Regions from separate parts of the Homo sapiens genome. Here regions 1, 2, 3, 4 and 6 are each linked to region 5. Evidence: chromatin loops called from intact Hi-C (ENCODE). Cell type or tissue: GM12878. All regions are shown on one strand. Region 1 overlaps HMGA2 (high mobility group AT-hook 2). Region 2 overlaps MSRB3 (methionine sulfoxide reductase B3). Region 3 has its middle 35 kb from the start of HMGA2-AS2. Region 4 overlaps HMGA2 (high mobility group AT-hook 2). Region 5 has its middle 43 kb from the start of LLPH. Region 6 has its middle 44 kb from the start of MSRB3-AS1.

The links. Hi-C counts contacts between places; a loop is a spot of excess contacts. Peaks named below come from ENCODE experiments on the same cell type or tissue, not always from the same donor. Only the 100,000 strongest peaks of a DNase experiment are listed, where the experiment ranks them.
Region 1: a loop joins it to region 5, with 7 times the contacts of the local background. A loop is called at or near these places in 3 of 110 quality-filtered maps.
Region 2: it touches region 5 in a loop (5-fold over the local background); 26 of 110 quality-filtered maps call a loop at or near these places.
Region 3: a loop joins it to region 5, with 4 times the contacts of the local background. A loop is called at or near these places in 19 of 110 quality-filtered maps.
Region 4: a loop joins it to region 5, with 4 times the contacts of the local background. A loop is called at or near these places in 4 of 110 quality-filtered maps.
Region 6: a loop joins it to region 5, with 2.7 times the contacts of the local background. A loop is called at or near these places in 8 of 110 quality-filtered maps.

Annotation. Positions count from the first base shown.
Region 1 is chr12:65,952,786-65,957,785 of GRCh38, forward strand. The region is part of intron 4 of HMGA2 (high mobility group AT-hook 2); the gene reads left to right. Among named protein-coding and RNA genes, the nearest start is that of HMGA2-AS2, 6.6 kb to the left of the region's middle. In GM12878, a CTCF peak has its summit at 1,917 (motif pointing right); no DNase peak of the experiment used is centred here.
Region 2 is chr12:65,304,485-65,309,484 of GRCh38, forward strand. MSRB3 (methionine sulfoxide reductase B3) reads left to right here. Exons shown (of 7, transcript NM_001031679.3): 2 at 4,045-4,171. The coding sequence starts at 4,096. Among named protein-coding and RNA genes, the nearest start is that of MSRB3, 28 kb to the left of the region's middle. In GM12878, a CTCF peak has its summit at 2,244 (motif pointing right); no DNase peak of the experiment used is centred here.
Region 3 is chr12:65,981,693-65,986,692 of GRCh38, forward strand. No RefSeq gene overlaps it. Among named protein-coding and RNA genes, the nearest start is that of HMGA2-AS2, 35 kb to the left of the region's middle. RefSeq lists silencers at 1,809-2,380, 1,957-2,251. In GM12878, a CTCF peak has its summit at 2,145 (motif pointing left); a DNase peak (open chromatin) is centred at 2,170.
Region 4 is chr12:65,961,315-65,966,314 of GRCh38, forward strand. It overlaps HMGA2 (high mobility group AT-hook 2), which reads left to right. Exons shown (of 5, transcript NM_003483.6): 5 at 1,931-4,977. The coding sequence ends at 1,978. Among named protein-coding and RNA genes, the nearest start is that of HMGA2-AS2, 15 kb to the left of the region's middle. In GM12878, a CTCF peak has its summit at 1,973; a DNase peak (open chromatin) is centred at 1,964.
Region 5 is chr12:66,085,002-66,090,001 of GRCh38, forward strand. No RefSeq gene overlaps it. Among named protein-coding and RNA genes, the nearest start is that of LLPH, 43 kb to the right of the region's middle. In GM12878, a CTCF peak has its summit at 2,567 (motif pointing left); a DNase peak (open chromatin) is centred at 2,560; H3K27ac peaks cover 287 bases.
Region 6 is chr12:65,683,639-65,688,638 of GRCh38, forward strand. No RefSeq gene overlaps it. Among named protein-coding and RNA genes, the nearest start is that of MSRB3-AS1, 44 kb to the left of the region's middle. In GM12878, a CTCF peak has its summit at 2,098 (motif pointing left); no DNase peak of the experiment used is centred here.

The DNA of each region.
Region 1 (5,000 bases), 130 kb before region 5:
ACAGGCTGTGAACTATAGATTAATCACTTTATGTGGTTTGTTAATATTGATTCAGCCCTTGTGCTTAGTGTCATAGGGAAGATGAGTCAAACAAAGAAAAACAGTCACTGCATCTGAGAAATGTATTTATATGTATATGCCTGTGTCCTATCCAGTGGTATGCTGGAACCAGCCCTTGTGAGCAAATAGTGAACATCTCTTCTGAATTCTGTGTTCAGTGATGTCAAGTAGGTAGCTTGAAATCCACTATGGTGGGAGTATTTACACCATGGAAAGTGACAAATACTACAAATCAGGACTTTTTTTTTTCCTGAGGAGCAAGTAGTTAAACATTTACCTCCCCAGCATGGCCCCACCCTTCAGCGATTCTGTTTATTTGGTCTGGAGATCCATCATATTTTTTATGAACTCCCTAAGTGAGTTTAATATGCAACTAGAGATGAAGACACTCCATGAAAACACATGAGAAGATGTCTGAACATTTGTTGAGCAAATGACCACAGAATGTCAATGTGTATGGGACACACGGGGGATACAGATGAATGAGTGGAATGCCTCAGGTTATCAAGGGGATGATAAGACTGGAATTTTCTTGTTTTGTTTGATTTTGTTGTTGTTGAGTTGCAGAAGGGAAAACTGAAACATAAATTAAGGGAAAGAAATTACAGATGAGATGAATGGCATATAGAAAGGTAGAGAGGCAAGAACAAATACATCATAGGTGGAGATTATTAATATGGCTAGAACTGATTGCAAGTTGGACATTAATACATCAAGAAATAATATAAGTGAAATCACAGTTGTTTTTCCCAAGAGAATTCAGAATCTCAAAGAAGCCACAAGTGGATTGAGTTGATCTTCAAGGATCAATCTGGCTATCTTACAGACCCTGTTCCAGATTTGCCCTTTATAGGAGAGTTCAGACTCAGAATTATAAAAAAGAACATGAGCTCATTGGGCTACCTAATTTATATTGTGTAATGACACAGTGATGAATTATATAAACATGAAAACTACGTGAAAGTTCGTGGAGGATAATGTAAATTTTACACTACATTCAAAAGAATCTCTTCCTTTTCCATCTGTTTCTTTCAAAATACCCTCCCAGATGGCTTTCCCATGAGGCAATCTGGATTAACTCAGCCTCATATCCTTCCTTCAACAGCACTTTGAGGGGTTACATTCAGAATCGCTTTTGAGGTGGTAAAAATTTTAGCACAACTAAATATTTTACATCTAAAGAAAAGGGCTCAGCAGTGTGTAAACAGACCTACGTTTTTCTTTCTGGCCCCATCACTGGGCTAATTAATTTCTCTTTGCTCTATTTATCCATCTAGGAAATGGGATAATAATAATGCCTTTTCCCTTACTCCCAAGAACATTACAAGAGATGCATAATTATATAAATTCCAGGTAGCATTATTACATTCTGACTTATTTTTGACTGTTAAGTTTTTCATTTCCAGAGATTTATAGTCTCAAAAATTCTAGAATCCTGATTTATTCCAAAGTACTTCCTCTTTGACGTCAAGTGTTTTCATTGAATGTTTTTTAAGGCAGGAATTTTTTAGCTGGAGGAAATTTTCTAGTAATTGCTCCATCCTACTGTTAGGGCTAAAGCATTCAGAATCATCTTCCTAGCATTTATGTCACACGTATACAGAATTACAAAGGCTCTGTGGTGAAGTATCCTCATACTGCCCAATGCTGAAGTCTCCTCAGAACTTCAAGAATGGCCCTTGTTGAACCTGGGGTACAAAGCAGCAGAGTTTATTCTGAGGAGACAAATTCAGAATTATGATAAATCTCAGCACCTGCATACGCACTTGTGTTTGTGTATACAAGTACATGCATCTAGAGAGAAATGAAAAGTGAAGGACCACCCTGTTGCAGGGGTTTGTGTTTGCGAAATCCACCAGGTGTCATCAGCTGCAAACATCAAGTGTGTCCCATAATCCTAATGGGAGAGTTAATAGTCTCTTAAAAATCTAAAGGGGAAAATCTGTAATATGTACGTTAACTTTTTTCTAAAATTCCAAAACCAATGAAAACAGCTTACAAAATAACTCTACTATATTTCCACTTCAAGTGATAAACAATAAATTGAAATCAGCTAATTACAAATAAATAGAAATGAGGCTGGGTGCAGTGGCTCACACCTGTAATCCCAACACTTTGGGAGGTCAGGAGTTCGAGACCAGCCTGGCCAACATGGTGAAGCCCCATCTCTACTAAATACACAAAAATTAGCCGGGCGTGGCGGCGGCCATCTATAATCCCAGCTACTCGGGAGGCTGAGGCAGGAGAATCACTTGAACCTGGTTGGCGGGGGAGGGTTGCCGTGAGCAGAGATTGTGCCACTGCACCCCAGCCTGGGTGACAGCGAGACTCCATCTCAAAAGAAAGAAAGAAAGAAATAGAAAGCAGCTCGTTTTTTAGCAATTTGAGCAGTTGAATTCTCAGTCATATGAATTACATTCTTCAGTAGGAAATGGTGGTAGGTTTTTCTTTTTCTTTTTTTAAAAAAAGAAACACCATAAAAGTACCAGATTATTATTATTATTAGAGGGTGCTTTGTTACTCAAGTTTTTACTTTGATAAAAATAAGTGTCTCTCCAACTGAGATGTCTAAAAAAGTTTCGCTAGTTTATCAGGTATTTGATCGTTTATTGCTATTTCCCTTTTAAGGCTTTAATCTGAGACTTGAAGGGACTCCCTAAATGTAATTCAGACATTTTTCTCTCACCTTTCTTCTACCCAAAGGGAAAACAGGTTTTTAAAATCCTAACAGCTCTCCACCCTTTCAATCCACTTTCCCCATTGTTGTACAGCCCTGGCAAACGATGCCTCTGGCAATTAGGACAGGTATAAACCTGCTCCTTTTCAATTTCCCAATGAGAGAATTGCAAAGTTTTCAGTTTCTAAAAGACTGGAAACAAAGCTTTCTGTTTCAAAAAAAGAGTTTTTACTTGCAAGTAACATCTTCTGTGGGTGGTGTGCACCCGGGCAAAGAAATCTCAGTAAGCCTTGATTATCACGGGATTTCTTCCCCCTCAAAATAAAATGTTGAATGTTTTTACAGAGACTTCAAGGGCAGTTTTAAGGATGTTTATATTTCAGACAACCTAAACATTGTTTGGAGCAAAATGAGAGATTTCATTTTGGGACAAGCAAGTTGATGAATTGCAGTCAGCATCTCGTTCTCAAAGAAGGCATTTTTACTGGGGGCTTTTAGTCTAGACATACAAAGAGGGAAGGAGGAAAGGGGAAAGCATTCTCACTCTAACACTCGTCTTTTACATGGTACCTTGGCCAGTGCAGTAAATAGTTCATAATAAATCAGACTTACAAATACTCACTCGTCTACTCACTCAAGGAGCATAATGATTTATACTGCCTAAGTCACAAAGATTACCGATGTATTTATTTTCTTGCTTATGCACTTTCAAGCTAGTAAAACATCTTGTGGGCCAGTAAATGTTTAGTACCAACTGGCAAAACATGAAGAATCATATCAAAGGTTGCCCTAAGTTGCACGGTTTTGTTGTATAGGAAATACTTTTTGACTTAACCTCTGACCTCTGACATCACCAAGGTCAAGGGAAAAGGAGAGAGCAAAGTAGAAACCAAGGTTTAACCCTTAATAAAGTAGCTCAAGGACATAGAAGCACAGGGAAATTGGAGGGCAGAGGAAGCGTATCAAAATGATTATTAACTGTAAACAGATGAAGTAATTAGCTTAGCTAACAGTTGTAATACAGGAATATTGGCAGGATGAAGTCAGCGGTTCTTGGCAGGAAATGTTTTATAGAGATGACAACTTCTAACAGAAGTGAAAGAACATCAATCAATTTAGGGCAACTTATAAAACTCCAAAAAGCAAAATTTAGTGTTTCTGGACTTGACAAATTTGCTGTGAGAGTTTTTTTTTTAAGTATGACTGTTTCTGTGTGGGGAAGTCTGTGGATTAGGCTCAAAACAAAATGGCAGTGGCTGCCTGCATTTCCTCTTCATATTGCAGAATTTTCCTCTACATTTTGATGTGTACTGGATAAAAACCAATTGTTTACTCAATATATAATCTTTCTTCTTACTCTCCAAACTTGCTGACCCAAATTAATGTGGAACAAATAGCAACTGGCTTTAAAACCTGGTCTTTCTAAGAAAATCCTTAATGGTTGCATAGAAATATGTTGCATTGCCTCAGACACTTACATTCAGGAAATGTTTGCTGGACACTCAGATGTCTACAGAGAAATTGTTAACTTACTGTTATTGATATTTTTATAATCTTACTCAAAAGTCATAACTCAGGATAATGAAAAATGTTTGGTGCAATAATGATTAAAATCCACAAATATTCTGTTCCCTGGCCGCAAATACAACACCTATGCAAAATTTTACACATCTACAAAACAAAGGGAAAAGGTTTTTCCTAGTCTATGCCATTAATAAGCACATCTGGAATATAACCCTTAAGCAGTCTTTAATCATAATTTAAAGCTACTTTGCATAAAAATAAGAACATTCCACAACAGCTGTGGAAACATTGAAATAAATTTTCTTCTTCTGGGCCGGGCACGGTGGCTCATGCCTGTTATCCCAGCACTTTGGGAGGCCCAGGCAGAAGTATTCCTTGAGCCCAGGAGTTTGAGACCAGCCTGAGCAACATAGTGAGACCCCATCTCTATTTAAAAAAAAAAAAAATTACCTTCTTTTGAATACTTTGTTTATGCAAAAATCCTTTTGCTTTCTTTAGCTATTTTTTTAAATGCAGTGTTCCTGCAGTAAGAATTGAACCTGGCATGGAAAACTGATCAAACCGGTAGTCCTCAGAAATCATCACTCCTGAAACTTGCAATTAGTTTATACCTAAAATGATTTCCCTATTTGAAAAATGTGCCTACCATTTCCAGATTTTAAAAAAATGGCCCTTTATCCCAGAAAGGAGAAATTCATTGTATCCCAGAGACCAGCATTACTTCTGTTGCAGTATTTTC
Region 2 (5,000 bases), 780 kb before region 5:
GGCTTTTAAAAAAATAACATGTTGATTAGGTTGGGTATGGTGGCTCACGCCTGTAATCCCAGCACTTTGGGAGGCCGAGGTGGATGGATTATCTGTAAATGTCATTCATCCATGTAGTTAATTGAATAAAAGGCAATGCGAAAGTGAGGAAGTTGAGAATAAACTTGGAGAATTATGGATTTTCTGGTGATCCTTGCTCAATGCTGATTTCTACAGGGTGTTTAATGCTAAGCTTTTGCTTTCAGGACTAGGATTGTTTCTGGCAATGGCCTTCACTCAGACAGTTCAGGGAATACAAACGGGTGAAAGCTGCCGAATTGAAACTTCAATTTAGGTGATCTGAGAGTGGAAGTAGCTGTTAGTTTGTTTGGTCCTCAAAAGTACATTGTCAACATTTTGAAGTTTTGGTAGATTAACATAGAGTTAGCTTTACAGATTGTGAAGGTATTTCCAAAGAATTTAAAGAAAAAGTTGAAGTTGAAAGCAGTTGAAGTTGCATGTGGTGGAACTAGAAATATCAAGTCTAGAAATCTGAGAATGTCAAGGGAGAGAATCTTCAAGTAATCTTCTTCTTTTTTGTTATTTTTCTTTTTTTTTTTTTTGAGACAGGGTCTTTCTCTGTTGCCCAGGCTGGAGTGCAGTACGCAATCTCAGGTCACTGTAATCTCTGCCTCCCAGGTTCAAGCGATTCTCCTGCCTCAGCCTCCTGAGTAGCTGGGATTGCAGGCGCCCACCACCATGCCTGGTTAGTTTTTGTACTTTTAGTTTCGCCGTGTTGGTCAGGTTGGTCTGGAACTCCTGACCTCAAGTAATCTGCCCACCTCAGCCTCCCAGAATGCTGGGATTACAGTGTGAGCCACCTCGTCTGGCCATCAAGTAATCTTCTTGAATTAAGTTTCCTTATTACATGTTCGTCATACTACCTAGTGGGGAAACATGGAATCAGAGTATTTAGAGTTGGTTGGTGCATCATAAGGCTTTTCATTGCCAGTTGTGTAGTGGTCAAGAGCACTGGCTTTGGAGGTGAATGTCCTGAGTTCACATGTATCAATCAGATTACCCAATTACTTAAGGTCCCTGCCCCTTACTAAGTGTAAGACCTTAGGCCATTTACTTAACCTCCCTATGCCTCAGTCTCTGTGTCTAAAAAGGGGAAAATGATAGTATATACCTCATGAGGTTGTGGGGATTAAAAGGGCTAATAAATGTGAAATGCTTAGAGCAGTGCATGGCACATGCTGTGTGCACAGTCAACTGTTATCTTTAGGATTTCTCTGTTGTTTGTTTTCATTAGAATAATTTACTGTGGAAACCTATCAAGTAGTGGTTTTCTGGCCTAAATAGGATTCTTTGGAGAATAGCTTGTTAACTCTAAGAAGGAGTGGATATAAATGTACTGTTACAATTTTCTAATTCATGCATTTAAAACTAGCAAATATTTGGCATATTTAAATAATAATAGCTAACATTTCCTGAGCATATACTATGTCCCAGGAGTTGTACCAAGCACTTTTAACCAATTAACTTATTTAATCATTATCTTATAAGTGAGGAAACTGAGGCCCCGAGAGGGTAAGCAAGTTGTCCAAGGTCACAGAATTGGCTATGGGCATGACCAGCATTCAAACCCAGATGGTCTGTGTTCACGGATCACACACATCCATTGTGATATCCCATCTTTCATGCAAATATATGTATTTTAGATCTGTTTGTTAAAGTGTTTTATTTTATTTACCGCAAACATTAATTAGGTGGAAAACATGAGCTAAAATAATTTTGTTAAATCATTTCAGTATAAAAATACATGTTAGAGCCATATTAACTATGATTCTTTTGTTCTGTGGAAGTATGAGTATTAGTTTGATGTAACCAAGGCATCCAGATGCATACATCCATTCTTTAGAACTGGTTTTCACTTTATGTCTCAGCTACATATTTTCAGAGTGGTTTATGAGTAATGCTACTTTGCATGCATTTTGCAAACTTCAATCCTTTTCTACTATCCATGCAGGCATTAAAATAATTCGGATAATATCAAATCCTAACCTATGAAACACATTCTTTTAGGATTAGAAAATGGAGAACAGTGTGACAAATTGTGCTTTTTGCATTCTTCAGTATAGAAAGACTAGACTGCTCTAAAAGTAGTCATTTTAGTTGCCCCACTTTGTTGGTGCTAATGTATGTACTTTCTGGGTCTATTTTCAAAAAGCTGGGCAAAACTAATTTGCCACTAGATGGAGCCCTGGCTATTTGGGTAGAAATACAGGCAACAGAATATTAAATCACACAGTCATATCATGCTGGAGGGCTCCCGGTATTTGTGGCCCTCAGGTTTTAATTGTAGAATGCATCTTTGTTCTTTCCCTGACCTGCAGAGTGACATCACTGCCTCTCTTCCTGTGCGCTGGCTTTGACATAAGCCAGATGGCCACCGTGGTTGGTAGGCGCCCAGGCTGCCTGGTACAGGAGTTGATGAAACAGAATAGGAAGACGTTTTATGGTCAGCTGTGGAAGCACAGTGAGACTGCAGCTTTGCTAAGTAATTACATTTACTGTGTGTGCTTTATTCCTCACAGAGAAGGGTCACAGGGAAAAAATACATTTTTATTTATAGTGTTGTGAGGTATAGACCTTTGATCTTTTATTAGTCAGTAGTCTGCTCCAAAGGAATGCTCTCTTTTCCCTGCTCTGCAGTCACTCGTGAAAATGACATGTTTATTTATGTTTAATGGTTCTTTCAGGCTGTGCATTGTGATACTTACCTTCCTTTTCCCTCCTCTTTGTCTGCAGTTAGTAACACAAAAATGTTTTAGTCTTGTAGTGAGTTTAGTTTGGGGAAGTCAGAGTTCAGGCATGTTAATACAAGCAGATTTCTGTCAGATATACTCCAGAGTGATTTAGTAAAATATATTACTGTTTATTATATGTTTGTTCTTCAAGGAGGTCAGAAGAGTCCGGAACAGACTTTTTTTGGGGCGGGAAGCAGGGGAAGTGGTCAGGAAATGAACAAGACATTAATTTTATATTAATTTTTGGACATTTAATGGTTAAAGTCACTTAAAATGCTAATTTGAAACAACATATATGAAGTTTATTAATCTAGTATTTTCCATTTGCATTTAAAGTTAATCTTTACCAATTGAAATATTGTAAAAAACTTTTAAGAAAATCCTAAGAATTGAACTTTTCTCTAAAGTTTAATATCTACACAATTTTTAGATTCTTCCACATAATTCATTTCCAAAGACATTAAAAAACATTTTTACACTTTTTGAATTACTAAATCATGAATATTATTCACAGGATTGACCTAGAAATTATAAATCATATAATTAAATGAAAATTCATATTTGCCATGCTTTATTCGAACTTAACGCTGTTTTGAAAGTGAAGTCCCTTAATTGTCCTTAGGTTTTCTGGGTCTCTATTTTATAAAATGAAATTCTAACAAAATGTGTCTCTTAATCTTATTATTTTATAGTCTTCTCCAGGGAGGGAGATTTGCCAATAATTGCTGGAAGAAGGCAGCATGGTGTAAGGAAAGAACATGGCTTTGCAGTCAGTATAGCAGGGTTTTTTAGTCCTTTTTCCACTGGTTATTTGCTTTGTGCCCTTGGACTTTTGAGTCACAGTTTCTTCACATACGTATTGGGGCATAAAACCTACCTCCTTGGTTTATTGTAAGAATTAAATGATACAACGTGTATATTAGGCTCCAGACAGTTCCTGTCACATGGTATGAACTCAGTAAATGTGAATTCCTTTCAACTGTTTTTAAACTTCCTCTCTTTTCTCAACCTCTTGTAAACTGTGTTCACAGATTGCACTGCTATCATGTAGTGTGTATTTTACCTCTAAGGTACAAATAAAGCTAGATTGAAAGTAAGCTCACGGGCTGAAAAATAGGCGTTTGAAATTTATTAGCAGTATGTGCATGTGTTCAGTTCCAGATAAAACTGTAACCATCAGTTGTGCAATGAATGTGTTTAATATTTGTGATGTTTTAATTTGATTTTTGTTTTTGTTTTTTCTCCTACTCAGCTCTTGCCCCTGTTCTTTGCTTCTCGTTTTGTTGGTGAAGATATCACAGTGATGTCTGCATTCAACCTGCTGCATTTGGTGACAAAGAGCCAGCCAGTAGCCCTTCGAGCCTGTGGGCTTCCCTCAGGTTGCTGCTTGTTGTACTGTACATAGTGAAGGCACAGGGCCAACTGGGTGTTTCTGCTGCAGGAAATGATACACCATCATGCTTTGCTAAATTTCATTTTCTTTTACTTGGGCCCTAATTTGAAGACGGAAATTGGTTATAAATCACCACTCTACTTTGAGTAACATTCATTTCCACAATCCTTACAACCCTTGGAACATTGTCCAGTTTCCTTGCCCAGTGTATAATTGTCACTAATATTTCATATCTTCTTGTTCTTTAATGCACACTACACATCTGCAAATCATAACGTTCATAAGAGGCTGGCAGTCTGAGTAAGAAACTGCCCCAAATCACACAAAATAGGACATTCATCTTGTTAAAGGATAATGAAAATGCTTTTCATTCCACATGTGGTCATTCCTTTAGGAAAAAATGAAAATGAACAATGTTAGCATGATTAAGTTACCAATTTATTGTAGTTAAAAAGAAAGAAAGTTCTACTTAACAATGGCCAAATAAACAGAACTAATATAGCATGCATCAGTGGGTTCTTAAATTAGAACCACTGTACTTTTTAAAAATGTGATTTTAAGAATTTAAATAAGTGAGGCATGAAAGTCCAAAATTTTATATGCGCCTGTATCATAAGCTTAATATTTTAATTTTATTATGAAAACCACAATGGCTAAATATTTTACTTCTGTGAGCGTGATTATCAATATTATTTACATTTTTCCATTAGTGTACATATCTATCACTACATTGTGTAAGGAATTTAATTCCAACTCATTAGATGTTAACTATGCATGCCAGGCATTGTGTTAAGCAGTGAGGATACAGTGATAAA
Region 3 (5,000 bases), 100 kb before region 5:
ACCACTGCTCAATGACATAAAAGAGGACACAAACAAATGGAAGAACATTCCATGCTCATGGATAGGAAGAATCAATATCATGAAAATGGCCATACTGCCCAAGGTAATTTATAGATTCAATGCCATCCCCATCAAGCTACCAATGACTTTCTTCACAGAATTGGAAAAAACTACTTTAAAGTTCATATGGAACCAAAAAAGAGCCTGCATTGCCAAGAGAATCCTAAGCCAAAAGAACAAAGCTGGAGGCATCACGCTACCTGACTTCAAACTACACTACAAGGTAACCAAAACAGCATGGTGCTGGTACCAAAACAGAGATATGGACCAATGGAACAGAACAGGGCCCTCAGAAATAATACCACATATCTACAACCATCTGATCTTTGACAAACTTGACAAAAACAAGCAATGGGGAAAGGATTCCCTTTTTAACAAATGGTGCTGGGAAAACTAGCTAGCCATATATAGAAAGCTAAAACTGGATCCCTTCCTCACACCTTATACAAAAATTAATTCAGGATGGATTAAAGACTTAAATGTTAGGCCTAAAACAATAAAAACCCTAGAAGAAAACCTAGGCAATACCATTCAGGACATAGGCATGGGCAAGGACTTTGTGTCTAAAACACCAAAAGCAAAGACAACCAAAGCCAAAATTGACCAATTGGATCTAATTAAACTAAAGAGCTTCTGCACAGCAAAAGAAACTACCATCAGAGTGAACAGGCAACCTACAGAATGGGAGAAAATTTTTGCAATGTACTCATCTGACAAAGGGCTAATATCCAGAATCTACAAAGAACTCAAACAAATTTACAAGAAAGAAACAAACAACCCCATCAAAAAGTGGGCAAAGGATATGAACAGACACTTCTCAAAAGAAGACATTTATGCAGCCAACAGACACATGAAAAAATGCTCATCATCACTGGCCATCAGAGACATGCAAATCAAAACCACAATGAGATATCACCTCACACCAGTTAGAATGGCAATCATTAAAAAGTCAGGAAACAACAGGTGCTGGAAAGGATGTGGAGAAACAGGAACAATTTTACACTGTTGGTGGGACTGTAAACTAGTTCAACCATTGTGGAAGACAGTGTGGCAATTCCTCAAGGATCTAGAACTAGAAATACCATTTGACCCAGCCATCCCATTACTGGGTATATACCCAAAGGATTATAAATCATGCTGCTATAAAGACACAGCACACATATGTTTCTTGCAGCACTATTCACAATAGCAAAGACTTGGAACCAACCCAACTGTCCATCAATGATAGACTGGATTAAGAAAATGTGGCACATATACACCATGGAATACTATGCAGCCATAAAAAAGGATGAGTTCATGTCCTTTGCAGGGACATGGATGAAGCTGGAAACCATCATTCTGAGCAAACTATTGCAAGGACAAAAAACCAAACACTGTATGTTCTCACTCATAGGTGGGAATTGAACAATGAGAACACATGGACACAGGAAGGGGAACATCACCTACCGGGGCCTGTTGTGGGGTGGGGGGAGTGGGGAGGGATAGCATTAGGAGATATACCTAATGTTAAATGACAATTTAATGGGTGCAGCACACCAACATGGCACATGTATACATACGTAACAAACTTGCACGTTGTGCACATGTACCCTAAAACTTAAAGTATAATTTAAAAATATATATATATATATATATATATATATATATATATATATATATATATATATATATATTTAAAGAAAATGTGGCAAAAAAAAAAAAAAAAAGAAAAGAAAAAAGAAGTCTAACACATAAGGAAAAAAAAAATTTTCTGTAACCCTTACTAGTATGTAAGCTCCTGGGGCAGACACCACATGAAGTATATCTGTCTCTGTATTGTGAGTCCCAGGCACATTGCCCGACACATAGTAGGTGCTCAATAATGTTTGAGGAAGGAAGATGAATTTCAGTAAAGGAAATAGAATTTATTAAGATTTATTAAGATCTCCTATCCCATCCCCTCCTGGAGATTATTTCTTTCTCTTTCTTCCACGTGGCTATCTTTGACACTTATGCTTACCTTCCCTAGGCAGTGTCATATGTTCTGAAACCTTCCTGCAGCATCAAACACCTGTCCTATGTCACATTACCACTGGGACTCTGCCCTCTTCTGGTCAATATGGGAACTGATCTTTTTTTTTCCTGATGCTATTTTAATGGATGATTAAGGGCTAACCTATTTTCCTTCTTTGTCTGTATTTCTATCTTAATTGGCAATTTCTGGAAAAACAAGAACTAGCCCCAAAGTAAAGACTTCAATCCATTTCTGTTTAGTAATATGTATATAAACCAAGCCAATTACCAAATTCATGAGGGATGAATCCATGTATACAACCATGGCAGTCTTCTTTCATGAATTTAAGACCTATTTATTGACTACCTATGTTAAAACAAAAACTTCCGCTGAATTAAATTTAAAGGAGTCTAATTGAGCAATGAGCAATTCATGAATCGGGCAGCCCCCAAGATCACAGCAGATTCACAGATACTCCAGGAATGCCTATGGTCAGAACAAATATATAGAGAAAAAAAAAGGAAGTGATGTACAGAAATCAGAGGTGAGGTACAGAAACTGCTGGATTGGTTACAGATTGCTGTTTGCCTTATTTGAACACAGTTTGAACACTCAGCAGTGTACAAGTGGTTGAAGTATGGCTGCTGGGATTGGCCAAGTCTCAGCTATAGTTTCAGGGCATATTCCTAAGTTAGGTTTTCAATCTTGTCGGCCTATTAAGTTAGGTTGCAGTTCACCCACAAGGACTTAAATAAAGAAGTACAGAGTCCTTCTCAGGCAATATTTAGTTTGCTTTAACAAATCCCCACTTTTGGTCATTTTTCTCAATTTTGAGGCATTAACCAAAACATTAGTCATTGATGTCACTATCACCATTGTAAATGTACTTATTTGGTCTTGAAACCCACTAGGAAACAGTAGAACAGTGAGTTTTGCAAAGGTAGGAACAAGGGCTTGAGTACAAGTTACCTCCTTTTGCTGGAATATTCTGTTTACAGGAGAAAAATGAAACCTGGTCTATTCTAAGATGTATGTGTTTGCTTAAAATCTTAGTTTGATTATATCACATGTAGCATGAGCGACTCCATTTTTGTTTGCTTTGGTCTGCTGGGGCCTAGTGCATGAACTCAGTCCAAAACAATGGCCTCCTGTAATTTTGCTTTAAAAAATCTCCCTTTTTGCGTCAGGTTCTCACTTAGGTGAGAGTGTGACCAAAACTTAGGGTCTTAGTGCCACACTCAGTTACCATCATTTTGGGTTTCCAGTCTCAGCATGTCATTCATAGGTTACAGTGTCCTTACGGTTGAACACTTCTTTCAGCTCTTGTCATTGCAGTGAAGACAGACCATTTGACATTCTAGAGATGGCTGCATGCAAACATTTAAAACCTTCGAGAGAATACAGTATGCCAGGGAGACTGTTATTATGACTTTGGGGAGGATAATACCAAGAATTTGGAGTATGCTCCTTACTAGGGTCCCCACAAACCAAACCACCTAAAATCAAATAGATTAGAGAATGAGCTAGACAAAGAGTCTACTCACTTAACTAAGCAGTCTCTTCGTTAATCCCCTACAAGTGAATCTCTATAATCTACATTTGATGTATTTCTCCATAGGCCACGAGGGCCAGCAGCTGCACAGATACTTTTCTGTTCAGCCACTAAATAATCTAGAGCAATTCTATTATTTAGCATAACTTTCAGAAGAGAATTTAAGTCTGTTGTGTAACCATAGCCTTTATAGTAGAATCTGCTACAGAGCCTGTCATGAGGGATACATTTCTAATCATTGTCTGTTTTATTCCAAGCCATGAAAAAAGAACCTAACAAATGATGCCTCTCTTGAAGAGTGAAGGCCTCCTGGCAATGTTCTCTTTAACCCATGATGTGGGTTAAGAAGAGTGAACCAATGTTCTGTTTTTGAGTGATTATGAGGCAACATATGTACAACTAAAGTTTCTTATCTACATTAGGACTTTTTTTTTCTTTTTTTTTTGAGATACAGTCTTACTCTGTTGCCCAGGCTGGAGTGCACTGGTGCAATCTTGGCTCACTGCAGCCTCTGCCTCCCGGGTTCAAGTGATTCTCCTGCCTCAGCCTCCCAAGTAGCTGGGACTACAGGTGCACCACCACGCCCAGCTAATTTTTGTATTTTTAGTAGAGATGGAGTTTCACCATGTTGGCCAGGATGGTCTTGATCCCCTGACCTTGTGATTTACCCACCTTGGCCCCCAAACTGCTGGGATTACAGGCGTGAGCCATTGCCCCAGCCAGGCCTTCATTTTTTTATCTATCAAAGTATAAGGTTATCCATGTATACGGCTGGTTGCAAAACCCTTCACAAATAAAAGCATAACCCATAAGTGCACACAACAGACCCCCTTTTCATTTCTATTGTTCATAGACACATAAACAAGGAGAAAAAATTCAAAGATAAGAGTCTCATGAGAGTAGAGAAGTCTTGATCCATGATCTCGGGAAAAGCTGCTCACATCAAGGATGCCATCTTCTGGAGAGAAACTTTCCTGGTTAGCTTTACCTTAAGGATTCCAGCGGGTGTACAGTTCCAAGAGTGTGGAGGGACCCTTCTCAGTTGTGACATTATGAACCCAAAGTTCAAGTGTCCAAAGTCTTGTTGTAGTGTAAATGGCAAGGGCAGTCTTTCCCTGATATTTTCAGAAGATCCCGTTTTCAGGTTCTAGTTTGTGAAGGAGTTGACTGTCCTCAGTAAAACATAAAAAGCTTTCTTTAGCTGGTGAAATTACAATGTAGCATAATAACGTACTGTTACAACATCAGTCCTCTTGCATGAGAGAACTTTTCTATAACCAGAAAACATGCATTGAAAATGACAATTGAATGAAATCCCTTTATAAAATGTTTAAATGGACCATCAGGTAACCAAATGTACCTGAAGTTTTGATTGTTTTCCCAGGAATATGGGTT
Region 4 (5,000 bases), 120 kb before region 5:
GGCAGCTGATCTTTGGCTCGTCTCTCTTTCGTCTGCCCATGGCTTTGATCATGCTACATCCTCCTTTGTGGCCAGGGCTCCACAGAGAATCTCAGGGTCATGGCCTGTTGCCTAGTCAAGAGGTATAAACCTGCTGCTTAAATATGTGAAGCCCACAGTTTGGGGGTTGGGAGTTAAAGGGGAGGTAGCCTCATACGTTCCACTTTTCCCACAAAACCCAAAGCAGACTAAACAAAACCGGTGTGAAATCTCATGACTTGATGCTGCCGTGGTTATATTTTTCAAGCTGTAATCCATTCATTTGTATGTGTGTTTATTCCCAGGATTTACAGCTCGCTCAGTCTTCGGGGGGAAAGAGAATATTTGAAACCTTTTGCAAAGGGTTTGAAGTATGCAGTGGCCTGTGATTAAAGCCCAGGATAGAGTGTGTGTGTGTGTGTGTGTATGTGTGTGTGTGTGCATTCATGTGAATGTGTGAGTGCCCATTCTTGTGGGGTTTTTTTCTCCCATTTGCTGCTTTTACGCAAAAGCATCACACATGGTAGCATTTAGGAGCCCCTTCACAGCTGAAGTGTTTCAAACACTAATGAATGGAAGTTTGGTCATATAATGCAGACAAGCTTTAAGGCATGCTTTACTGAATGGTGTACTGTAGTGACCTGGGAAAGGAAGAGAGGTATAAATTGTGTCGGTTAGCCACCCAGACAAAATGAAGCCATGTGGAAAATCAAATCTATTAAAGTATGAAGACTGTTATAAGCTGTTTTAAGCTGGCCATTCTTAAAGGGGCTCGGTCTGCTGCAGGAGTAAATGTTTACCTCTTCCCCCAGATCTTTTTCACATGCCGTCTTATGAGACAATGTGCAGCATTTGATAAAAATCATCCTCTCACTAACGACGCTTTTATCGGAAATGTTTATTGTCTCCGCTTTACCACCCATGTCCTGAAAGGTACTGCACATTTGTTAAATAAGCAAAAGGAAAGAGAACTTTGCGGCTCAAGCCGGCTCGCAGAAACCCCAACAAATTCCAGAGCCATAAGGAATCAGAAAAAGGAAAAGGGAAGGAGGAGTTAGATTTATATGAAGAGGGGGCCTTGCAAAAACATATATATTAGATTTTCTCTGCTTGGCTAGCCCACCATCAAATGTTTGGTCGATGCGGATTAGTATTGAGATTGAGCAGTTAACGCCGAACTTGGGTCACTGTCTCAAAATGTGCTTTAATAAATACAAGGGGGAGGAAATGGATTTGGGAAGGCTCGTTGTCAGCTCTGCCCCTGCTCTCACACTGCCTCTGCACAGTGGTGTAGGGGTCACACACAGGTGTTGGCACCAGTACCAACCCGACCCAAATCCTGGTCCCACACACCCTGTAATTTTGGGCACATTACTTGTCTGTGCCTTGGTTTTCTCAGATGTAAAACAGGAATATTAACAGAAGGTGCCTAAGCATCTGGTAAGCACTCTAAAAATACCAGCTATTATTACCAGTATCTGGAGGGTGGGTTCATTTATACCTTAAGAAAGGATCCCCCTAACTCTATTTTTCTTGTGTGCCGGTTTTTAAAACTGATGAATGGCATGCTGTCGGGAAAAATTTATCCATTCCTACTTTTTTTCTAATTGGTGAGTAAGCGTGCATTGCCCTGACATTCTCTGGACAGCAAACAATTGAATTTGCTGACCAGCCGCCATGATGTCAAGCCTTAAGTCAACAGTGGCTAATGACCGCTCTGGGAAAAAACAACACCTTGATTCCTCAATTACGGTTTAAGAAGCCCTGGGAATGAGGGCTCGCCAGTCATCGTCATCCTCTTTTGAGGCAAGCATAATGTGCTGTGGAAACAGGTTACCTCTGCACTGTTGGCAAGAGCAGCCCACACAGTATAACGATTGAGCGTCATGGCTGTGCCCTTTGTGTGTTCCAGGAGGAAACTGAAGAGACATCCTCACAAGAGTCTGCCGAAGAGGACTAGGGGGCGCCAACGTTCGATTTCTACCTCAGCAGCAGTTGGATCTTTTGAAGGGAGAAGACACTGCAGTGACCACTTATTCTGTATTGCCATGGTCTTTCCACTTTCATCTGGGGTGGGGTGGGGTGGGGTGGGGGAGGGGGGGGTGGGGTGGGGAGAAATCACATAACCTTAAAAAGGACTATATTAATCACCTTCTTTGTAATCCCTTCACAGTCCCAGGTTTAGTGAAAAACTGCTGTAAACACAGGGGACACAGCTTAACAATGCAACTTTTAATTACTGTTTTCTTTTTTCTTAACCTACTAATAGTTTGTTGATCTGATAAGCAAGAGTGGGCGGGTGAGAAAAACCGAATTGGGTTTAGTCAATCACTGCACTGCATGCAAACAAGAAACGTGTCACACTTGTGACGTCGGGCATTCATATAGGAAGAACGCGGTGTGTAACACTGTGTACACCTCAAATACCACCCCAACCCACTCCCTGTAGTGAATCCTCTGTTTAGAACACCAAAGATAAGGACTAGATACTACTTTCTCTTTTTCGTATAATCTTGTAGACACTTACTTGATGATTTTTAACTTTTTATTTCTAAATGAGACGAAATGCTGATGTATCCTTTCATTCAGCTAACAAACTAGAAAAGGTTATGTTCATTTTTCAAAAAGGGAAGTAAGCAAACAAATATTGCCAACTCTTCTATTTATGGATATCACACATATCAGCAGGAGTAATAAATTTACTCACAGCACTTGTTTTCAGGACAACACTTCATTTTCAGGAAATCTACTTCCTACAGAGCCAAAATGCCATTTAGCAATAAATAACACTTGTCAGCCTCAGAGCATTTAAGGAAACTAGACAAGTAAAATTATCCTCTTTGTAATTTAATGAAAAGGTACAACAGAATAATGCATGATGAACTCACCTAATTATGAGGTGGGAGGAGCGAAATCTAAATTTCTTTTGCTATAGTTATACATCAATTTAAAAAGCAAAAAAAAAAAAGGGGGGGGCAATCTCTCTCTGTGTCTTTCTCTCTCTCTCTTCCTCTCCCTCTCTCTTTTCATTGTGTATCAGTTTCCATGAAAGACCTGAATACCACTTACCTCAAATTAAGCATATGTGTTACTTCAAGTAATACGTTTTGACATAAGATGGTTGACCAAGGTGCTTTTCTTCGGCTTGAGTTCACCATCTCTTCATTCAAACTGCACTTTTAGCCAGAGATGCAATATATCCCCACTACTCAATACTACCTCTGAATGTTACAACGAATTTACAGTCTAGTACTTATTACATGCTGCTATACACAAGCAATGCAAGAAAAAAACTTACTGGGTAGGTGATTCTAATCATCTGCAGTTCTTTTTGTACACTTAATTACAGTTAAAGAAGCAATCTCCTTACTGTGTTTCAGCATGACTATGTATTTTTCTATGTTTTTTTAATTAAAAATTTTTAAAATACTTGTTTCAGCTTCTCTGCTAGATTTCTACATTAACTTGAAAATTTTTTAACCAAGTCGCTCCTAGGTTCTTAAGGATAATTTTCCTCAATCACACTACACATCACACAAGATTTGACTGTAATATTTAAATATTACCCTCCAAGTCTGTACCTCAAATGAATTCTTTAAGGAGATGGACTAATTGACTTGCAAAGACCTACCTCCAGACTTCAAAAGGAATGAACTTGTTACTTGCAGCATTCATTTGTTTTTTCAATGTTTGAAATAGTTCAAACTGCAGCTAACCCTAGTCAAAACTATTTTTGTAAAAGACATTTGATAGAAAGGAACACGTTTTTACATACTTTTGCAAAATAAGTAAATAATAAATAAAATAAAAGCCAACCTTCAAAGAAACTTGAAGCTTTGTAGGTGAGATGCAACAAGCCCTGCTTTTGCATAATGCAATCAAAAATATGTGTTTTTAAGATTAGTTGAATATAAGAAAATGCTTGACAAATATTTTCATGTATTTTACACAAATGTGATTTTTGTAATATGTCTCAACCAGATTTATTTTAAACGCTTCTTATGTAGAGTTTTTATGCCTTTCTCTCCTAGTGAGTGTGCTGACTTTTTAACATGGTATTATCAACTGGGCCAGGAGGTAGTTTCTCATGACGGCTTTTGTCAGTATGGCTTTTAGTACTGAAGCCAAATGAAACTCAAAACCATCTCTCTTCCAGCTGCTTCAGGGAGGTAGTTTCAAAGGCCACATACCTCTCTGAGACTGGCAGATCGCTCACTGTTGTGAATCACCAAAGGAGCTATGGAGAGAATTAAAACTCAACATTACTGTTAACTGTGCGTTAAATAAGCAAATAAACAGTGGCTCATAAAAATAAAAGTCGCATTCCATATCTTTGGATGGGCCTTTTAGAAACCTCATTGGCCAGCTCATAAAATGGAAGCAATTGCTCATGTTGGCCAAACATGGTGCACCGAGTGATTTCCATCTCTGGTAAAGTTACACTTTTATTTCCTGTATGTTGTACAATCAAAACACACTACTACCTCTTAAGTCCCAGTATACCTCATTTTTCATACTGAAAAAAAAAGCTTGTGGCCAATGGAACAGTAAGAACATCATAAAATTTTTATATATATAGTTTATTTTTGTGGGAGATAAATTTTATAGGACTGTTCTTTGCTGTTGTTGGTCGCAGCTACATAAGACTGGACATTTAACTTTTCTACCATTTCTGCAAGTTAGGTATGTTTGCAGGAGAAAAGTATCAAGACGTTTAACTGCAGTTGACTTTCTCCCTGTTCCTTTGAGTGTCTTCTAACTTTATTCTTTGTTCTTTATGTAGAATTGCTGTCTATGATTGTACTTTGAATCGCTTGCTTGTTGAAAATATTTCTCTAGTGTATTATCACTGTCTGTTCTGCACAATAAACATAACAGCCTCTGTGATCCCCATGTGTTTTGATTCCTGCTCTTTGTTACAGTTCCATTAAATGAGTAATAAAGTTTGGTCAAAACAGATCAAGGAGGGAGACACTCACAAG
Region 5 (5,000 bases):
GGTTGTAGTGAGCTATGATCACACCACTGCACTCCAGCCAGGGCAATGCATCAAGACCCTGTCTCAAACAAACAAACAAACAAACAAACCCTTTACTTTTAAATGTTTTTACCAAAGGAAGAATAACCTGTCATTAGTGGACCCTACAAATTAACTCTGGCATATTGGTTTTCTCAGCCTTTGAGGAAAATAACTTCCCTATGATACAAAGCCCTGAATCAGCATCTAGGATGTAAATACTTATGGACTTTTTAAAAAGTGAGCTGTGTTTAGAATATAGTAGGCATTCAATAAATATTTAGTAATATTAATAATATTTCTATGTTCATTACTAACATGCCTTAATCTTTAAGATAGATACAGTTGTCAAACTAAGGCTCAGAGAGGTTAAGCAACTTGCTGAAAATCACACAGGACGTATGGGAGCAACAACTCAAAACCAGCTTGAATACAAGATAGCACTAGACAATAATATTCCTTGTTGAATGAACTGAGGAAACTCCCAGGCTTTCCAATACTTTTAACTCCCCTGTGAGGTGGGGAGAATCAGACTTAGCTTGTTTTTGTCATTTAGCAGCCATTAGGCATATTTTTCTCCCTGTGCTTTCTCCTTTTAAAAGTCTTAAACATTCCTGGGGACACTACAGCAATATATTGGTCTCATGATTAACTGTTTGCTGGAACAATGGCGTGGGCCCTTTTTGTGTATTTCAGGCAATTCCTCAATAGTGTTCATATTTAGTTTTTATGGTTTGCCATTTGAAAGATCTATTTGGAAGTCTGAAAATAAAACTGCTTTTCCCACAGACTAGTTTCTGTTTCCATTTGGCAAACTTTAACACTTCTTTCTCCTCATTTTTGGAATTCAACTGAGGTCAATATGGCTTTGTTTTTGGCCTCCTTTTTACTATTTTCATCCTTGTGCGCCAGGAAGGCCAATGAGCTCATGAAAACATGGCTGCCCCAGGAAAGGATGATACAGACTCCTAAAGCTGAGGACATTTGAATCTGTGTCCCAATGCCATATACAAGGGCACTTTCCCCCATAGGTCAGCACTCCTACTGACACTAGAGACTCCATCGCTGCTAACAACAGGACTTGGGTGAAATCTGTTGACCAGGATTTCACCAGCCTGTCCTTACCTGCCACTCAACTTCTTGAAGGAGTTTCCCAAACCAACTTGCAACTCAAATAATTGAAATTCCCACAGACACCCAACACCTGCTCACCCTCTCTGGACATTCCGAGGACTTCTACTTCCCTTTGATATCCAGTTACCTCAAAGAATGAGTATTTATTTCACCATCTGCAAGATATAACTCTGTGTCAAGTGTCAAAGCTAGCAATGAAATAAACTCTGAATAAATAATGGGAGTCAATATTTGTGATTACAAAGAGATCAGTAAGTCTGTCAGTCGCTGCATACAAAAAGAAAGAGTGCCCTTGAGAAGGGCAAAGAGGCATCCTTGAGGGAGCCCTTGCACCTTCAAAGGGAGCAAAATTACAAGCAAAACACATTCATCCCAGGAAGCTCATCTTGTTCTGCCCACAAGTTGTGTGTGCCTTTAGTTTTGAGTCTTGAGTGTTCCCAGTTTCTCCTCTTATGTGTACCTCTGGAACTTTGCTATCTCTCATTAATATTCTTCTGATTATTGGTCCCCAATTTTGCTTCATGTCTCTCCTTAATGTTCTTCTGATTATTGGTCCTCAGTTTTGCTTCAGTCTCAAATAGTTTTGTCATGCAACTTGAGTCTCTGATCTTCCAATCTGTCCTTTAGTTTTTGTTTGTACTCCACCACATCTTCTTTGACCACTTACCCAGTGAGAAAATATCCACACAGAGACAGTGGAAGGTTTTGTTCAGACTTTCCACTCAAGGCAATGGTTTTTTTTGGTTAAAGGATTGCTTATCTTCCAAATACTATATCTATCACTAAATTCTAAGAGTTATTCCCTACTCTAAAACCTTTAGGTTTGAGTGTGGGCTGGAATCTGAGATAGAGTGGCATTCCTATACTAAACTATATCCATATATCTTCTCATCTTGATCTTGCTGTACGTGTTTGTGTACATAATTCCACATAGATGCATATAGCAAAATAGAAACATTTATTTCAGTTGTTCTTTAAAAACACACAAAGTATCGCACTGCATTTCTCTTTCTTCCTATGAGTGCGTTTCTTTCACAGGGGTATTTAGATAACCAAAAATATTCTCCTGAGTTTTCCTGAGCATTGGTATGACACATAACCACTAAACCTCATATTAAGAAAAAGCTGGCTTAAATAAGAAATTGAAAAATCTGCCTGCAAATAATACTGTAAAAGTTTACAGTCCATCCTAACCATCAAGGATATTTTCCATAACTTTAGGGTTTGATAGTAAAATATATACACACACATATGTATGTTTCTAATAACACAGCACTAAAGTAAAATAAACCTGCTTGTCCAAATACGGTTGCGTTTCAGTCAAAGTTTTGCTTAATGTTTTGAGAAGCGCTTTGGTGAAGATAAATATTCTCAGCCTTAGATTTTATGTCAGATGCTCAGGGTGCCATCTACTGGCCGACTCTGGATTGGGACAGTTTTGTTTTCGGTAGGAACCAAACTCCATGTTGCCACTGATCCACAGCTTCAATGGTGGCCCAATTTTAAGATAATGCCATCTGTGTTGATTTCCTTTTTCAGAGAAGGACATCCAGATTGTTGAGTTTTATTAGAATGAGAAGGCATTTTGTTTTTGAACAGCGATCTTTCTTTCTTCTTTTTTTTTTTTTTTTTTTTGACAGAATCTTGCTCTGTCCCCCAGGCTGGAGTGCAATGGCGTGATCTCTGCTCATGACAACCTCCGCCTCCTGGGTTCAAGCGATTATCCTGCCTCAGCCTCCTGAGTAGTTGGGATTACAGGCGTGTGCCACCATGCCTGGCTAATTTTTGTATTTTTAGTAGAGACCGGGTTTCACCATGTTGGCCAGGCTGGTCTTGAATTCCTGACCTCAGGTGATCCACCCGCCTCAGCCTCCCAAAGTGCTGGGATTACAGGCGTGAGCCACCGAGCCTCGTTGAACAGCGATGTTTCTAATGACACGAGGCCTGAGCTGCGTACTGCCCTGTCACATCAGATTGCTGTGTAACTGCAACCCGATGCCTTGCTCTGTCTGGGACTGTCTGAGTATCAGGTTGAGGATAGGGAGCACGACTGGCCAACTATGTCTTCATGGAAATACCATCCTGGGAGCATACAGCATTCCCAGTAAAGTGATGCCCATGAGAAACGAGGGAAGGGGTTGTGTGTTGGTGCCAACACAGCCATCTCTCTGAAAAAAGAGGCCTCCTTTCTGCCCTGCAGAAGCCAGGAGGTTACTGCAGGCTGCAGAAGATGTGCACCTTCCCAAGAGATTTTTTGGCAAGTTCTCTCTTGAGGTCCCTTCCTGGAGAGCAGGTCCAATGCCTTCCTCCTTCATGATCTGCCCAATGACTGCATGCTCATTTTATGGTATTTTATCTTTCAGAAGCCAAGCTTGTGCCGCCCGGCCCCTTTAATGTTTTCTGTGTCTCAGGTGCAAAAGGGTTCTTGTGGACATTCCACACAACAATAACGAATCCATTTATCATCCTGCCCAGCCCCCTGTGGAGCTGCTCTGAGTTCAGAGCTCCCACCGGCCTTGACGCTTTTGAAGGTGAGTCCACCTCGGCCACAGCCAGAGGGTTTCAGAGCTGCCCCAGTTGTTGTTGAAGCTGGGGACTGAGCAATCATGGCCGTTTTACCCAAGGGGGTTGTCCACAAATCAGGAAGTGTCCTGTATGTCTCTGTGTGGAGACCACCTGATCATACTTCTAAAATCTCTTTTTTATTAAAAAAAATTTATGAAGAAACCATTTTCCAAGAATTAAATTAAATTCCAAACCTGATGTGTATGTTGAGGCTAGAATCCAAGATTCAGAGGAGGATAGAGTCCCTCTTCAACCAAGTATCAAGCTAGCCCCTTTGAAATGCTGTGATTGCCTGAGGTGGCTAAAAAAAGCTTATGTAAAAAAAAAAAAATTGGTAGAAATTGGGAATCAAAGATAATGTCTTCACCCTTTACATCAAACACAGGTTTATTTGTATGTCCTTAAAAATATTCACATGAGCCCAGCACAGTGGCATGCGCCTGTCTTCCCAGATACTTGGGAGGCCGAGGCTGGAGGATCACTTGAGCCCAGGATTTCGAGGGCAGATTGGGCAACATAGCAGGGCCCCTATTCACATGACTTATGCAACAATATCAGAAGCATACTGATCATTTTAACAATTAGTCTCTCTCCCTGAGAAATAAGAATAGAAACTTGGAAAAGACCGTGGTGTTTCCAAGAGCATACAGCATAAAGTCCTGGACCCCAAAGAGAATTTTAAACAACACATTCTACAAGCATAAGTGATTTAAAAAATAAAGGTTGTTCACAAACATTGTTTTATCTTAAAGAGCCAGTCTCACTTCAGTTGGCACAGAAAAGAGACATAGAAAAAAATGGATGTGTCCCGAAAGATTTGATGATGATGAAAACACTGCTACAAACCAACTAATACTTCACATGTCAGTATGGTAGACGGAGGTTTCATTATCCAAAACAAGATGGCGGTTTTTCTGCCTAAGAAATCTGGACTAAGAAGACTTTCAGAAAATGATATGTCTTCAATAATTTAACCAAAAATGAAGGGATACAAAACAGATTTGTGAAGCTCAGAGAAAGAATACAAGATAAAATATTGACATCTTCTGTTGTGTCCATTCAGGATCCAAATCCAGCTCATATAATTTGCAACTATTTGACTGGATAAAGGAACATAATAGAGGTGCGAGTTTTAGCCTGGGGCTTTTAAAGATTATCTTTAAAGTTTTCCAAATAAAGCTAACAATTTGAAAGTACTGTTTTTACTACAAGAAGGAGCCCAGTGATTCTAGAAGAACACCAGAAACATGGCACATCCAGGAAACAAAAAATGCCTCTATTGA
Region 6 (5,000 bases), 400 kb before region 5:
TAATCATAATTCAAGCACCTCATCGTACATTATAGGTCAAAATATATCACCCAAGCCAATTTTATACTTAATAAATGTTGCTGTCTATCCCACCTCACTTCTACCACCCACCTGGCTTACTTCCCTTCCTTCTGCTTTATCCAGTCCTTCAAAACTGAGCCCAGCCTGACCCTACTTTCCAGATCAACCCTAGATTTCTTAAACAGCCTCAGGTTCTCTTTCATTGGAATTCATCCTTTCTTCCCACTCAAGGGGCCCAAATGATAGGCTCTGTCCCACGACATTACCCTTGAAATCCCACTTGCTGTCAGCCATATCTGAGACTTGAGACTAAGGCCCTTGGTTGGTCATATCATCCCCCTGCACAACTCATTCCATACCTAGTCCCTGTATCCCTATTCAGGCCATAGCACTGGGATACTACCTTCGATTCTGTTCTGCAGTTTCCAGCCTGGGGTCCTGCTTCCTTCCTCAGATCTCCTTGAGATCTAAAGCATTTTCTTAAACTCCAATGTGATGCCAGTACGACTGCACTGTACTTTATTATTGAGGCCCCCCTAAACAGTCCCGTACTTGGGTCTCAAACTAGCTATGGAGGCTTGAATCAGTAGAGCAGTTTCCCTGCTCTCCTACATGGCTTCCCAAGACTCCTGGTTACTGTGCTCCCCCAGCCTTGAGAACGCCATCTCTTCCTAACTCCATTCTCTTTCAACCTACCTCACACACCTTCTGGGCTAACAGCCTCCTCCAGGATTGTGATTGAGCCTGGTGTGCCCCTCAGTCACCAGTTTCTACAAATGGCCATCCTCCCTAAAGAGTGAATATAGTGCTAACCTCTGACTCCATCCCCTTTTCCTCTACCCTGCATCACGACCTGTGTGTCAGCATGCCTCTTTCAACCTTTACCCAACAGAAATGAATGGCAGCAGCAAATATGCACCAGGCACTGCCCTAGAAAATGGAGACATAGACCGGGTGCGGTGACTCATGCCTGTAATCCCAGCACTTTGGGAGGCCAAGGCAGGCAGATCACGAGGTCAGGAGTTTGAGACCAGCCTGACCAACATGGTGAAACTGCGTCTCTACTAAAAATACAAAAATTAGCCGGACACGGGCATGGTGGCCTGTGCCTGTAGTTCCAGCTACCTGGGAGGCTGAGGCAGGAGAATCGCTTGAACTTGGGAGGTAGAGGTTGCAGTGAGCCAAGATTGCACCACTGAACTCCAGCCTGGGTGACAGAGTGAGACTCTGAAAAAAAAAAGAAAGAAAGAAGGAAGGAAGGAAGGAAAGAAGGAAAGAAGGAAGGAAGGAAGGAAGGGGAAAATGGAGACATGAAAGAGGCAAGTCCCTGACCTCAACAGGTTATTGCCCTCATATCTCTCCAGTGGTGCCCATGCACAGACATACAACAAGGAAAACTCTCTCCCTGGGTTACAACCGTTGTGTTATGAGTACAGAATAACAATAGGAACCAGGCACAGTGGTCATGCCTATATTCTCAGCACTTTGGGAGGCTGAGGTGGGAGGATCACTTGAGCCCAGGAGTTCAAGACCAGCCTGGGCAACATAGTAAGACCTTGTCTCTACAAAAAAATAAAAAAATTAGTTGGGCATGGTGGTTCGCACCTGTGGTTCCCAGCTACTCAGAAGGCTGAGGTGGGAGGATCCCTTGAGCCCAGGAATTCGAAGCAGCAGTGAGCTATGATCATGCCACTACACTCCAGCCTAGGGGACAAAGCAAGATCCCATCATATACACACACACACACCCACACACACATATACACACACATGCACATATACACATACATATATATACACACATACACATATACATACATATATGTATAGTAACAACAAGGTCTTAACAGACTAGACTTCTAGTCAAGAGTTACCTTAAGAAATAGTTTAGTTTTTCGATAGTTCTTTTGCCATTAAAACTGGAATGATCACTTGTAGAATTGCCTATACATTGCAACATAGAAACAATGGAGAAAGTTTGTGTTCAGAGGCTAGATGAGAATGGTCTTTGTTGCTAGTGCAAGGTCATGGATCTGGATCATTGTTTCTCAGCAGAGATAGTACCTCCCCCTAGAGGCCTTTTTGGAAATTTGTGGGAGTATTTTCTGTTTTCACAGTTATTGGGGATACTTCTAGCATTCGATGGAGCAAGAATACCAGATGTCCTATGGTGCGGGGAAGAAGCACTCAGTGAAGAAGTCTCAGACCGCTTGGACAGCTTTTAAATACCCCAGAAAATAGTCATGTAAGTGAGAAATTTGTTTATAATTATCTCAGCCTGAAACCAAATGCTACTTTATATACAGACACAAAGGTTTTTTTTAGTAGTTTTAATAGACACATAATTTTCAGGAAGACAACTGACCAAAAATCACTTCGTTCTGTTGAGAACATTTGTAAGAGTTGGTTGTCATTTTGAAAAATTGGGCCACCAATTTCCACACTGCTTAAAGTCTTGAATTGCTGGACAACAAAATTGTTTCAGTCTGAATCTAGAGATGTCACGGAAAATCACAATAAACAAGATCTGAGACTCAAGACCATCCTGGATAACACGGTGAACCCCATCTCTACTAAAAATACAAAAAATTAGCCGGGTGTGGTGGCGGGTTCCTGTAGTCCTAGCTACTCGGGAGGCTAAGGCAGGAGAATGGTGTGAACCCGGCGGCGGAGCTTGCAGTGAGCTGAGATTGCGCCACTGCACTCCAGCCTGGGCGACAGAGCAAGACTCCATCTCAAAAAAAAAAAAAAAAAAATCTGAGACTTCCTTTAATGGACTTAGCATGAAATATTATCATATTAGCAAACACATATAAAACACACAAATCAAATTGAGATTTATTAATAATGCTGATTATATTTTATAATCAAAATTTTGAGGCAGAATAATAAGAAATATGTGATGTGATTGTGAAAATTACATTTTGATAGTATTTGCCAATTTTGAGGGTTGCTCGCTATTTTTAATCTTACGGTGTACCACACTACTTTTCTACAACCTCTTGAACTACAATTTCTTTTCCCAAACTACCTTCTATTTCTCATTGCCTATCAAAAGATATAGTCTCCAAGGACTTTTAAAATAACAGAAAATGAATTATAAGGAATTCTATCTTCTTACCATATAGGAGATAGAAGTTTCTTTGATATTTAGTCATTATCCTAATCCATGTCATAACATTGGGAATTGTTTTGACATTACATTTATAAGCAGGGCCCAGCAAACTCAAATAATTCAATAGCCAAAAAAAAAGAAAAAAAAAAAAAAGAAGGAAAAAGAGAGAGAGAGAGAAAGAACCCCAAAAACCTGATAAAAAATGGGCAAAAAATCTCAATAGTCATTTCTGAAAAGAAGGCATACAAATGGCCAACAGGTATATGAAAAAATGCTCGACATCACTATTTATCATGGAAATGCAAATCAAACCTACAGTGAGATCACCTCACTCTAGTTAGAATGACTATTATCAAAGACAAAAGATAACAAGTGTTGACAAGGATGTGAAGAAAAGGGGATTCTTACACTCTGTTGGTAGGAATGTAAATTAATATAGCCATTATAGAAAACAGTGTAGAGGTTCCTCGAAAAACTAAAAATAGAACTACCATATGATCTGGAAATCCCACTACTGGATATATATCCAAAGGAAAGGAAATCAATATGTTGAAGAGATATCTGTACTTCCATGTTAACTGCAGCACTATTAACAGTAGCCAAGTTATGGAATCATTCTTAGTGTGCATCAATGGATGAATGAATAAAGAAAATGTGGTATATATACACAACGGAATACTATTCAGCCATTAAAAAGAATGAAATCCTCTTTTGTGACAACATGGATGAATCTGGAGGACATTGTGTTAAGTGAAAAAAGCCAGACACAGAAAGACAAATACTGCATAATCTCACTCATACGTGGAATCTTAAAAAGTTGATCCCATAGAAATAGAGAATAGAATAGTAGTTCTTAGAGGTTGGGAAGGGTAGGAATAGAGGGGAGACAGAGAGGTTTATCAATAAGTACAAAGCTACAATTAAATAGGAGGAATAAGTTCTGGTGTTCTATTGCACAGTAGGGTGACTATAGTTAACAATAATGTATTATGGCGCATTTCAAAGTAGCTAGAAGCGAGGATTCTGAATGTTCTCACCACAGAGAAATAATGTGTTTGAGATAATGGATTTGCTAATTACCATAATTTTGATTATTACACAATGTATACATGTATTCAAACATCCCATTGTACCCCATAAATATGTACAACTATTATGTGTCAATTAAAAATAAGATAAAACTTTAAAAAAATAGTTCATTTACAAGAATATTGGACTTCATGTTCTACAATTTGACTCGATTTCTTCTTGACATTTTCTTTTTTTTTTGAGACAGAGTCTCGCTCTGTTGCCCAGGCTGGAGTGCAGTGGCGCGATCTCAGCTCACTACAACCTCCACCTCTCGGTTTCAAGTAATTCTCTGCCATAGCCTCCTGAGTAGCTGGGATTACAAGCGCCCACCACCATGCCCAGCTAAGTTTTGTATTTTTAGTACAGACGGGGTTTCACCATCTTCACCAGGCTGATCTTGAACTCCTGACCTCATGATCCACCCTCCTCGGGCTCCCGAAGTGCTGGAATTATGGGCGTGAGCCACCATGCCCGGCTGACATTTTCCTATACTTAAAATGAGTTTCCTCTTTATATTATTATATACAAAAATGTATAGCCTGTCATTACTTATCCCAACACTAGTTTTTATTCTTATATCAATTTGTACTTTTCCTCTTGAATTTTCCCAGCAACTTTTGCAGAATGGCTGCTGACCTTAACTCCCATTTATTCATTATAAATAAGTGTAAGCATATAATCACTTTATTATGTCTTTCAGTGTCTTGACGCCCATATATTCATATTGAGGCATGTATGATTCTTGTTATAAATTACTTTTCCTTAGTTGGCCTTTATATAACAGTTAGGTGGTA